Regions from separate parts of the Homo sapiens genome. Here region 2 is linked to region 1. A link is a contact called in ENCODE Hi-C or POLR2A ChIA-PET data. All regions are on one chromosome and are shown on one strand. Each heading gives the region's core, a stretch centred on a gene start or an enhancer-like site at or near the end of the contact. The rest is flanking DNA. Distances are from core to core; before and after follow the strand shown.

Region 1 (5,036 bases), core at 1,233-3,732:
GTATCCAGGCCTGGTGGTGCGTGCCTGTAATCCCAGCTACTCAGGGGGCTGAAGCAGAAGAAGTGCTTGAACCCAGGAGGCAGAGGTTGCAGTGAGCCGAGATCCCGCCACTGCACTTCAGCCTGGGCAAGAGAGTGAGACTCCATCTCAAAAAAAAAAAAAAAAAAAGAAGAAGAAGAAGAAAATAAAAATTACCTGTATTTTTATCATCTAAGAATAACTATTAATATTTTTGTCTATTTCATTCTGGATATGTATATATGTATATAAATCTCTGCGTGTGTGTGTGTGTGTGTGTGTGTGTGTGTGTGTGTGTGTGTGTATTAAAGAGGGGAGGTATACAGTCAGATCAGTGCTTTAGAAAGCCCTTAATAGGAATCCCAGAAGGAGGATTGTTTAGAATGGTAAAGTAGAGACTTTAGCTTAAGATTGTTAACTTTGAGACCCCAAGAAGAGGTGGTTAAGAAGCTGCCAGGAATGTAAGCACAGAGCTCAGGAGGGGGCCTGGACTAGAGGAAGAGCTATGAGAAACCACAGCATGGGCTGGGTGTGGTGGGTCATGCCTATAATCCCAGCACTTAGGGAGGCTGAGGTGGGTGGATCACCTGAGATCAGGAATTCAAGACCAGCCTGACCAACATGGAGAAACCCCATCTCTACTAAAAATACAAAATTAGCCGGGCGTGGTGGCACATACCTGTAATCCCAGCTACTCGGGAGGCTGAGGCAGGAGAATCACTTGAACCTGGGAGGCAGAGGTTGCAGTGACCTGAGATCACACCATTGCACTCCAGCCTGGGCACCAGAGAAGAGTGAAACTCCGTCTCAAGAAAGAAATGAAAGAAAGAAAAGGAAGGAAGGGAGGGAGGGAGGGGACGGTGGAAATCTTGGACTGCAGTGAGTGTAAGGGGAGAAGAGTCCACGTGGCAGGCAAAGGGGAGTTTCCCTCTGTCCCTCCATCTCTTAGAAGAATCCAGATCCATACTGTGGAAGATCCGTATACAGGAGTTCCCAGGGCCCCAGAACTGCTGTCCTGTGCTGGAGAAGGTGGTAACTCAGAGAATCAAAAGAAAGCCAGCAACTCGCATGCCTGTAATCCCAGCATTTTGGGAGGCCGAGGCAGGTGGATCACCTGAGGTCAGGAGTTCAAGACCAGCCTGGCCAACATGGAGAAACCCCCATCTGTACTAAAAGCACAAAAATCAGCAGGGCATGGTGGCAGGTGCCTGTAATCCCAGCTACTCAGGAGGCTGAGGCAGGAGAATCGCTTGAACCCGGGAAGCGGAGGTTGCGGTGAGCCGATATCACGCCATTGCACTCCAGCCTGGGTGACAAGAGCAAGACTCCGTCTCAAAAAAAAAAAAAAAAAGAAGGAAGCCAGTAACTCTAAGCCCCTGTAATTCCGTGTCTCCCTTACTGCCCTGTCTGGGGCAAGCACCAGCAAAAGTGCATTATATTGGTTATCCATTGCTGCATAACAAATGACCCCAAAACATACTGCCTTAAAGCAACAATCATTATTTCCCATAGCACTGTGGGTTAGGAATTGGAGAGTGAGCCGGGTGTGGTGGCTCACGCACACCTGTAGTCAATCCCAGCACTTTGGAACGCCGGGGCAGGTGGACTGCTTGAGCCCAGAAGTTTGAGACCAGCCTGGCCAACATGGTGCAACTCCGTCTCTACAAACACAAAAAGTAGCCAGGTGGCTGGATGTGGTGGCTCACGTCTGTAATCCCAGCACTTTAGGAGGCCGAGGCATGGGGTATCGCCTGAGGTCAGAAGTTGGAGATCAGCCTGGCCAACATGGTAAAACCCCATCTCTACTAAAAATACAAAAATCAGCCAGGCACGGTAGCACGCATCTGTAATCCCAGCTACTTGGGAGGCTGAGGCAGGAGAATCGCTTGAACTCGGGAGGCAGAGGTTGCAGTGAGCCAAGATCGCACCACTGCACTCCAGACTGGGCGACAGAGCAAAAACTCTGTCTCAAAAAAAACCAAAACCAAACAAACAAAAAAAGTAACCAGGCCTGGTGACTCACACCTGTGGTCCCAGCTACTCGAGAGGCTGAGGTGGGAGGATCACTTGAGCCCAGAAGGGCCATGCCTCAGTGAGCCGAGATGGAGCCACTGCTCTCCAGCCTAGGTGACAGAGTGAGACCCTGTCTCAAAAAAAAAGCGGGGGAGAGGCGGAATTTGGGAGTGGCTTACAGCTGGAAAGTTCTGGTTTGGAGTTTCTCACGAGGTTGCCGTCAAGACATCAGTGAGAACTGCATTATCTGAATAATCCTCTCGCAGGTGGTGTCCTCACACAGCTGACACGCTGCTGCTGCTGTTGGCGGAGGCCTCAGTCCTGTCCATGTGAGCATCTCCTCAGGGCTTCCTGAGTGTCTTCACAGTCTGATGACTTGCTTCCCCTAGGGTGAGCAGTCTGAGACCGAGGCAGAAGCTGCCTTTTTATGACCCCCTCACACGCTGGTACTTCCTACTTGACACCCAAGTCAGCGCTGACTCAGTGTGGTAAGGCCTACAGAGGCGTGAGCACCAGGAGATGAGGACAGATGGGGGCTCTCTTGCGGGCTGCCTACTGCATTTATAAATGCTGGTTGGGCATAGGGCCTGAGCTGATGAGAGGCCCCTGTCCTCACAGAGGTCAGGCCCCTGGCAGGGGCACCTACCAGGTGGTGCAGATAAACATGCCCGAGTGGGATGCCAGTGGGCCCAGGACCTGGCGGAGCTGGGCCATCCCTGGAGAAGGGGCTTTGCTGTGGCGAGAGGAGCAAGCGCCTTCGATGCTGGGGGAAGGGCCTCTGAGTCAGGGCTTGTTTCTGGCACGTGCACACGCTTGCTCACACACACACAGAACACCTCTGGATGGACAGACGTGCGCACAGCTGGTGACAGTGTTTACTCGCCTTTGTGCTATTTGTGGCACAAGGGCACGTGTTACCTATTTTGAAAAATTCTAAGAAAAAATTGAAGAAAGAGGCCCACGTGGGCCAGTGGATCCCACCGTGGGAACCACCATTGCAAGCGGTTTTGGTGCACAGGCTCTCTCCTCTTGCTGTAAACGACGCAGCACCATTTGAGCCTGATGTCATGTTGTCTATTCTGGGTGACCTTGAACCATGCACTGTCTCTTCCCTGGGAGGCACTCATCCGCCTCTTAATCACAGCTGCAAAGCCTGACACTCAGAGAACCATGAACACAGACAGAACCCTTGGGCCAATCACTGTGGAGACTAGCCAGAGAGTGAGGGAGTTAACTGGCCATTCAGAGGGTAAGGAACACTGACTGGCCAATCAGAGAGTGTGGGGCATCAACTGGCCAGAGTGGAGTCAACTAGCCAATCAGAGGGTGAGGGATGTGGCTGGCCAGTCAGAGTGAAGGAGTTGACTAGCCAATCAGAGCGTGAGGGAGTCCACTAACCAACCAGAGGGTGAGGGATGTGGCTGGCCAATGAGAGAGTGAAGAAGTTACCTGGCCTGGCTAAGTTCCACACGCCCCAGAACACGTGGAGGCAAGGTGGGCAGCTCTGTTCTGGAAGGGAAGGGTCAAGCAGCACACCCTCCCCACCACACACACTCTCCGGGAACGCTGGTGGTCCCAGCAGCCCCTCCCCGGTGTGTCTTCCCCAGTGTCCTATCCCCAGAGCCCAAGCACATCTGCCGTGAGAGGCCTGAAGTTAGGCTCACATCCCTGGCTTCCCAGCAAACCCCCAGGAGAAGCCTCATCAGCAGAAGTTGGGGGCCAGGAGGAGGAGAGGAAGAGTCCGCCACACCTTTCCTCCCAAGCTGAGAGGACATGCCCACGAAGCCAGCCCCCGTTTCCAAAACGGAGACCCAGGCCCCCCTCCCCACTCCCTGTGCTGATCTGGGAATAAGAAGTAGGCTTGTATGTCTACAGATGACTTCACAGTGGACACACACACACGTGCACACACGCTCTCAGAACACCTCTGGATGGACAGACAGACACGCGCACAGCTGGTGACAGTGTTTGCTCACGTTTGTACTGTTTATGACAGACAGGCATGTGTTACCTATTTTGAAAAGTTCTAAGAAAAATAAAAGGCTTATACTGCACACAGCACAAGTGATTTACTTAAGGACAAATTGGCACAATGGTCCCACATGGAATGGTAAACGTTCAAACACCAGGAGGAAGAGGAGGCCCTGCTCACCCCCCAGATTTGTCCTCACTGGGCCCCACCAAAACTGTGCCACCCCCTCAAGCCCCCAGGAGCTTCCTTAACCTTTGAATCAATAAAGAGACCTAGGGGTGGGGCAGGGTGGAGGAAGATCAAGCTACAAGAGGCTGCCACCTTCCCCAGCACACCTCTCAAGACCTCTCAAGACTCGGGAAGGGCCCCCAAACCCCAAACGGGGCCGTTTAGTGCTTCCACGTGTTGTACAGGCCCTGGGAACCCTTCTCCTGCAGCCACCTCAACTGTCCATCTGCATAACGGTGGGCGTGCCCCAGCCTTTGTGGCCCAAGGGGACTCAAGTGTGTGCTGGCCATCCCTCTTCTCACCTGTCTCACCCTGGGACCAGCAGTGGGCCTGCGGGCCTGGGCCTGCAAACTGAGCCCCTCCCAACCTGGGGTTCTGCCCTGTGTTTAACAAGCCTGCATCCCAAACTCCAGGCCCAGCCCTGCGCCACCCTAGGCAGCCCTGGCCCCTGTGGTCAAGAAGCACCCTCAGCCAGGCCCCCTTTGAGGCAGGCAAGGAGTGGCCCCAAACTCCTCCACCATGGCATGACACCCCCACCCCACCCTTCTGGGACTTCCATCTCTGCCAGCTCAGTGTGCCCACCAGGGCACTCACAGTGGCATACCTCCCCCGGGTTGCTGCAGAGAGGAAGGGTCGGGGGCCGGAAGCAGCAGCAGCCTGTGCCAGGACAAGGACAGAGATCTGGGTGCCTGCTCTTCCCGGAAGTGCTCAGTGAAAAGTACCTAGCAGGCTTGAGAACAAGGGAGGGGGCAGAGGGGTACATCTGGATCGCTCAGCTCCTTGCCCCCCACCCCTGCAAATCGGA
Region 2 (5,036 bases), core at 1,746-4,245, 240 kb before region 1:
GCTCTTAATTCTCTCTTGTGATAGAGGTTCAGGAAGAAGCGGAGCTCCCCCAGAGCACACTCACAGAAGAGTGTGTGTCTGGCCAAGCACAGTGCCTCATGTCTGTAATCGCAGCACTTTGGGAAGCTGAGGCGGGCAGATCATCTAAGGTCAGGAGTTCAAGACCAGCCTGGCCAACGTGGCGAAACCCTGTCTCTACTAAAAATATGAAAATTAGCCAGGTGTGATGGTGCACGCCTGTGATCCCAGCTACTTGGAAGGCCGAAACAGGAGAATTGCTTGAACCCAGGAGGCAGAAGTTGCAGTGAGCCGAGATCGCACCCCTGCACTACAGAGCAAGACTCCATCTCAGAAGAAGAAAAAAAATGAGTCTCTGTCTAAAGAGGCACGTCTGCCGGTCAGCGCAGGGCAGGCTGGCTGTGTGTGTTAACAGGAGCTTCCTGCTTAGGCCCTGGGCATCCTGGAAATGATGCACGTGCTGAGCTCACTGGCACTCGAGGGGGCCAGGCACTAGTGATGCTTTCAGCAGATGCTGATTTGGCAACACTTACCCTGGACCAGGCCCCCTTCTCTGAGCTTTAAAAATATCAGCCCATGTAGTCCTTGGAAATGAGGGTCATGGAAACATCACCCCTGTTTACAGATGAGAAACCAGGGACTCAGGCATGTGCAGTAACCTGCCTAAAGCAGCAGCTGGCCATGGTAGAGCTGACTCAAGCCTGGGCAGTCAGGCCCCAGAGTCCACACCCCTCACCGCCGTGGTGGGCCACCTCCACACGAGCCACCCAGAGATGTCTGTGGCCAACAGTCTGGCACGGCTCTTCAAGGATTGCTGGTTGTATTGATTTGTACTCTTACACTGAACATGGCAAATTCAACTCAAACTAACTGAAGCTTAAAAAAAAAAAAAAAAAAAAAGCACCAAGGGGTGCTTCAGGCATGGCTGGATTCAGGAGTCCAGATGATGTAATGAAATGTCCCTGCTCCTATCCTTGTCTCTCCTTTCTGCTCCCTTACTGTCCCCACCTTCGTGCCCCCCACATGACATCATGAGATCTTTCTCCTTTTCTGTTCTGCCCCATCCACCAGCCCTTGGTATGTGCTTCCCGTGTGGTAGCAAGAATGGCTTCCAACTGTTCTAGACCTACAGCACCCCCATAGCTAGCAACCCCAGAGAGGGCACAGCCCCCACGACCCTGGCATCCTCCTCCGACCCTTTCAGGGCCTGCAACTGGCCCCTCTGGCACCCTCGTTTGGACCCATTGCCATGCAGGCATGGTGACCCTGAGGGCAGCCCCAGCAGAATTGGGTGGAGGTAGGGAGGGGCGTTTACCAAGGCAGGGACACTGGCAGACCCAGAGCAGCGGCTGTGTCATCGGCGCCTCCTGTCACCCCCAGGGTGGTGAGCAGCTGGATCGAGAGGCGCAAGGTGCAGTCGGAGAAGGCCAACCTGATGATCCTCTTTGACAAGTACCTGCCCACGTGCCTGGACAAGTTGCGCTTTGGGTTCAAGAAGATCACGCCAGTGCCGGAGATCACGGTGATCCAAACGATTCTGTACCTGCTGGAGTGCCTGCTCACGGAGAAGACCGTGCCCCCCGACTCCCCCAGGGAGCTGTACGAGCTGTACTTCGTGTTCACCTGCTTCTGGGCCTTCGGTGGCGCCATGTTCCAGGACCAGGTGATGCACCTGGGGGGCCCGGCCACCCACACAGGGTCTCTCAGCATCCTGCTTAGCTGGGCCCTGATTTTTACTTCTGTGTCTCAACAGCTTGTGGATTATCGAGTGGAGTTCAGTAAATGGTGGATCAACGAATTCAAGACTATCAAGTTCCCCTCGCAGGGAACGATTTTTGACTACTACATTGATCCTGACACAAAAAAGTTCCTGCCCTGGACAGATAAAGTGCCCTCCTTTGAGCTGGATCCCGATGTCCCACTGCAGGTAACTGTCCCCAAAGCAGGGCCACCGACTGGTGATTTAGAGGCAGGAATCGGTGCAGTACCCTCCACACGCCTGCACGGAATGTCCAAACACAACCGATTTTCAACATTAGGACCTGTTCGGTAGAACATGGCCTGCACACCCACGAGAGGCAGAAGTGTCTGAGAATCACAGCTCCCTCCCCTTCCCTCCCCTGCCCCAGGCCTCTTTGGTCCACACCACGGAAACCATCCGCATCCGCTACTTCATGGACCTGCTCATGGAGAAGTCCTGGCCGGTGATGCTGGTGGGGAACGCGGGGACGGGCAAGTCGGTGCTGATGGGGGACAAGCTGGAAAGCCTGAACACGGACAACTACCTGGTGCAGGCTGTGCCCTTCAACTTCTACACGACCTCAGCCATGCTGCAGGGTGAGGCTGGTCCGGCCACGCCCTGCCTACCCGGCTGCCCCCCGCCAGTCCCCGTTCCCTCCTGTCCCCTCTCACTGCAGGCCCAGGCACTCACTAGCCACTTTGCACCTCCTCACTTCCCATGCCCCACCCGCTGGCCTTTCCTTCCTGAGTCGGAGACAGAGGAGGAGCAGCCGGGACCCCTCTTTCTGGTGCTCCCTTGTGGGCATGGTGATGGGGTTTTGATGGCCAGTCGAGGCAGCAGGTCCCCCGGGAGTGTCTCAGCCAATCTAAGGCGACCCAAAGGTGACGGAGAGCAAGGTTCCTGCCACCCTCGCCTCTGATCGCTCTGTTTATTCCTGGGGCTGTACCCGGTGCCCCCTCAAGGGCCACTCCCAGGGCAGGTACCTTTGGTAAACTTGGATCCCAGCCAGGTCCCACCTTCTGTCCTCCGGGGAAGCAGGTAGCGCCCCTCCCTACCTAACAGGCTCTGGCTCAGGAGGCGCAGGCGGGCAGCTGACCCTCTGCCCTCTCTAGGGGTGCTGGAGAAGCCGCTGGAGAAGAAATCGGGGAGGAACTACGGGCCGCCAGGCACTAAGAAGCTCGTCTACTTCATCGACGACATGAACATGCCCGAGGTGGACAAGTATGGGACGGTGGCCCCGCACACCCTCATCCGGCAGCACATGGACCACCGGCACTGGTTAGACGGGGCGGGGCCGGAGGGGAAGGCGTGGCCCCGGGGCGGTGAGGGCGGGGCCAGGGCGGGGCGCAGGAAGAGGCGGAGCCCCAGGGCAGTAGGGCAGGACTGGTGTGGGGCGGTGGGGGGGGTGCTGCAACGTGGGTAGGGAGACACGGGTCGTAGCTGGGCCCCCAAGTTTGTGGGGCCACAAGGCATTGAGGTAGGGCCAGGGTAGGGGAGAGGTTCTATCAGTTTCGTCCATCACCCATTTCACAAACATGCAGCAGTGGCCTAGAGCCCCCGCGGAGGGGGGGATCCTCCTTCCCCCCTTCCACCGAGGTGTCTGTCCCGCCGGGAGAGGAAGAAGCACATTACCCGGTAAAGGAAGAGCCCTGAGGAAAACCCCCAGTGCAGTCACAGAGGAGCCTCCCAGCTGGGAGCCCCAGCAGAGAGATGCCCCTGGGGAGATGGTGCACAGCTGGAAGCTGGCAGCAGTGTCCTGCTGGCTGTGGGACCTTAGAGGGAGAGCATTCTGGGTGGAGAGATTGCCACGTGTAAATGCCCTGCCACACGTGAAGAAGCCCAGGAAGGCCGGTGTGGCAAGGATGTGAGAGCCAGAGGCAGAGGGTGCCCAGGGCAGCTGCAGCCAGAATCCCAGGGCCTCGGGACAGAGTGCAGATTTTCTCCTAACGGCACCGAGAAACCAAAGGTGGCACGTTTAGGTTTGCAGTTTGGAAAGATGAGAACATTCAGTTCAGTTGTCTTTTTTTTTTTTTTTTTTTTTTTTTTTTTTGAGGAGAAATCTCGCTCTGTCTCTCAGGCTGGAGTGCAATGGCTCGATCTTGGCTTACTGCAACCTCCGCCTCCTGGGTTCAAGGAATTCTCCTTCCTCAGCCTCCTGAGTAGCTGGTAATACAGGTGCCCACCACCACGCCGGCTAATTTTTGTACTTTTAGTAGAGAAGGGGTTTCGCCATGTTGGCCAGGCTGTTCTCGAACTCCTGACCTCAGGTGATCCGCCCGCCTTGGCCTCACAAAGTGCTGGGATTAGAGGTGTGAGCCACCGTGCCCAGCCATAGTTGTCTCTTAAAATAAGCAAGTAGCTCAGGCCAAAAGAGCCTAGAAACTAGTCTGCTCGTTCATGAAGCCTGGCCTCATGCCGAGAAAGGCAGGCATGGGGGGTTAGGTAGTCTACTTGAGGTCATGGTCCTAATGAGTGGCGGAGCTGGGTTATTATTATTATTATTATTATTATTTCCAAGACAGAGTTTCGCTCTTGCTGCCCAGGCTGGAGTCCAATGGCGTGATCTTGGCTCACTGCAACCTCTGCCTCCTGGGTTCCAGCGATTCTCCTGCCTCAGTCTCCCAAGTAGCTGAAATTATAGGTGCCTGCCACCATGCCCACCTAATTTTTGTATTTTTAGTAGAAACGGGGCTTAACTATATTGGCCAGGCAGGTCTCTAACTCCTGACCTCAGGTGATCTGCCCGCCTCGGGCTCCCAAAGTGCTGGGACTACAGGCGTGAGCCACCACGCTCAGCCAGAACTGGATTTTGAGTTCAGATATGTCTGACTCCATCACTTGCCTTTTCCTCACTAAACGACACTCCCAGAGCTCACGACTATAGGAAGCCTACTCTGGGCTGCAGGCTGTGATGTGGGGACGGAGGCATCAGAGGTGGCTCCCTGGGGGAGGTGACAAAGCTGCCACTCTGAGGAGGGAGCCTGGAGAGAGTTTGACATCATTTGAGGAGAACCTAACGTGGTGTGGGGTGGGAGATTTGAGGGTACCCAGACAGGAGAGGAGGACAGGTGCATGCATGAGAGCCCACCCGTTCCTCTCTGCAGGCAGGTCTACTGTGAGGGCTGTGGCGGCTCAGCCTCGGTTTCCCTGCAACTCGCGAGGCCCCTTCCAAGGGTTGCACACGGTCATGTGCCCTTGTAAAATTTGTTTAAGATTTTTGCTTTCTTTTCCTCAAGGAGGAGCCTCCACATTCTTAAGCTTCAGCCCTAGGTCCACA

What was found. Hi-C counts contacts between places; a loop is a spot of excess contacts on that map. ChIA-PET counts read pairs that join two places held with the same protein, here RNA polymerase II (POLR2A). Pooled maps may share reads with other maps.
Region 2: a loop to region 1 is called in a pooled map, with 2.5 times the contacts of the local background. The contact joins the promoter of DNAH17-AS1 here to the enhancer-like site in region 1. A Hi-C loop is called at or near these places in 1 of 168 maps with a recorded cell type or tissue (PC-9), 1 of 37 single-sample maps with no recorded cell type and 5 of 50 pooled maps. POLR2A ChIA-PET finds 5 or more read pairs at or near these places in 1 of 52 experiments (Panc1).

Annotation. Positions count from the first base shown.
Region 1 is chr17:78,239,942-78,244,977 of GRCh38, reverse strand. TMEM235 (transmembrane protein 235) reads right to left here. Exons shown (of 5, transcript NM_001395503.1): 5 at 3,991-5,036. Among named protein-coding and RNA genes, the nearest start is that of TMEM235, 11 kb to the right of the region's middle. RefSeq lists enhancers at 2,274-2,423, 2,434-2,563, 3,034-3,153 and a silencer at 3,314-3,363. Within about 2 kb of position 2,482, at least 4 of the 41 ENCODE cell types and tissues checked have a DNase peak (open chromatin) inside an H3K27ac peak, as active enhancers do.
Region 2 is chr17:78,482,869-78,487,904 of GRCh38, reverse strand. It overlaps DNAH17-AS1 (DNAH17 antisense RNA 1), which reads right to left and starts at 2,995. Exons shown (of 6, transcript NR_102401.1): 1 at 2,743-2,995. DNAH17 (dynein axonemal heavy chain 17) reads left to right here. Exons shown (of 81, transcript NM_173628.4): 45 at 1,399-1,681; 46 at 1,772-1,945; 47 at 2,148-2,355; 48 at 2,872-3,037. RefSeq lists a silencer at 2,963-3,192 and enhancers at 3,263-3,312, 3,343-3,482.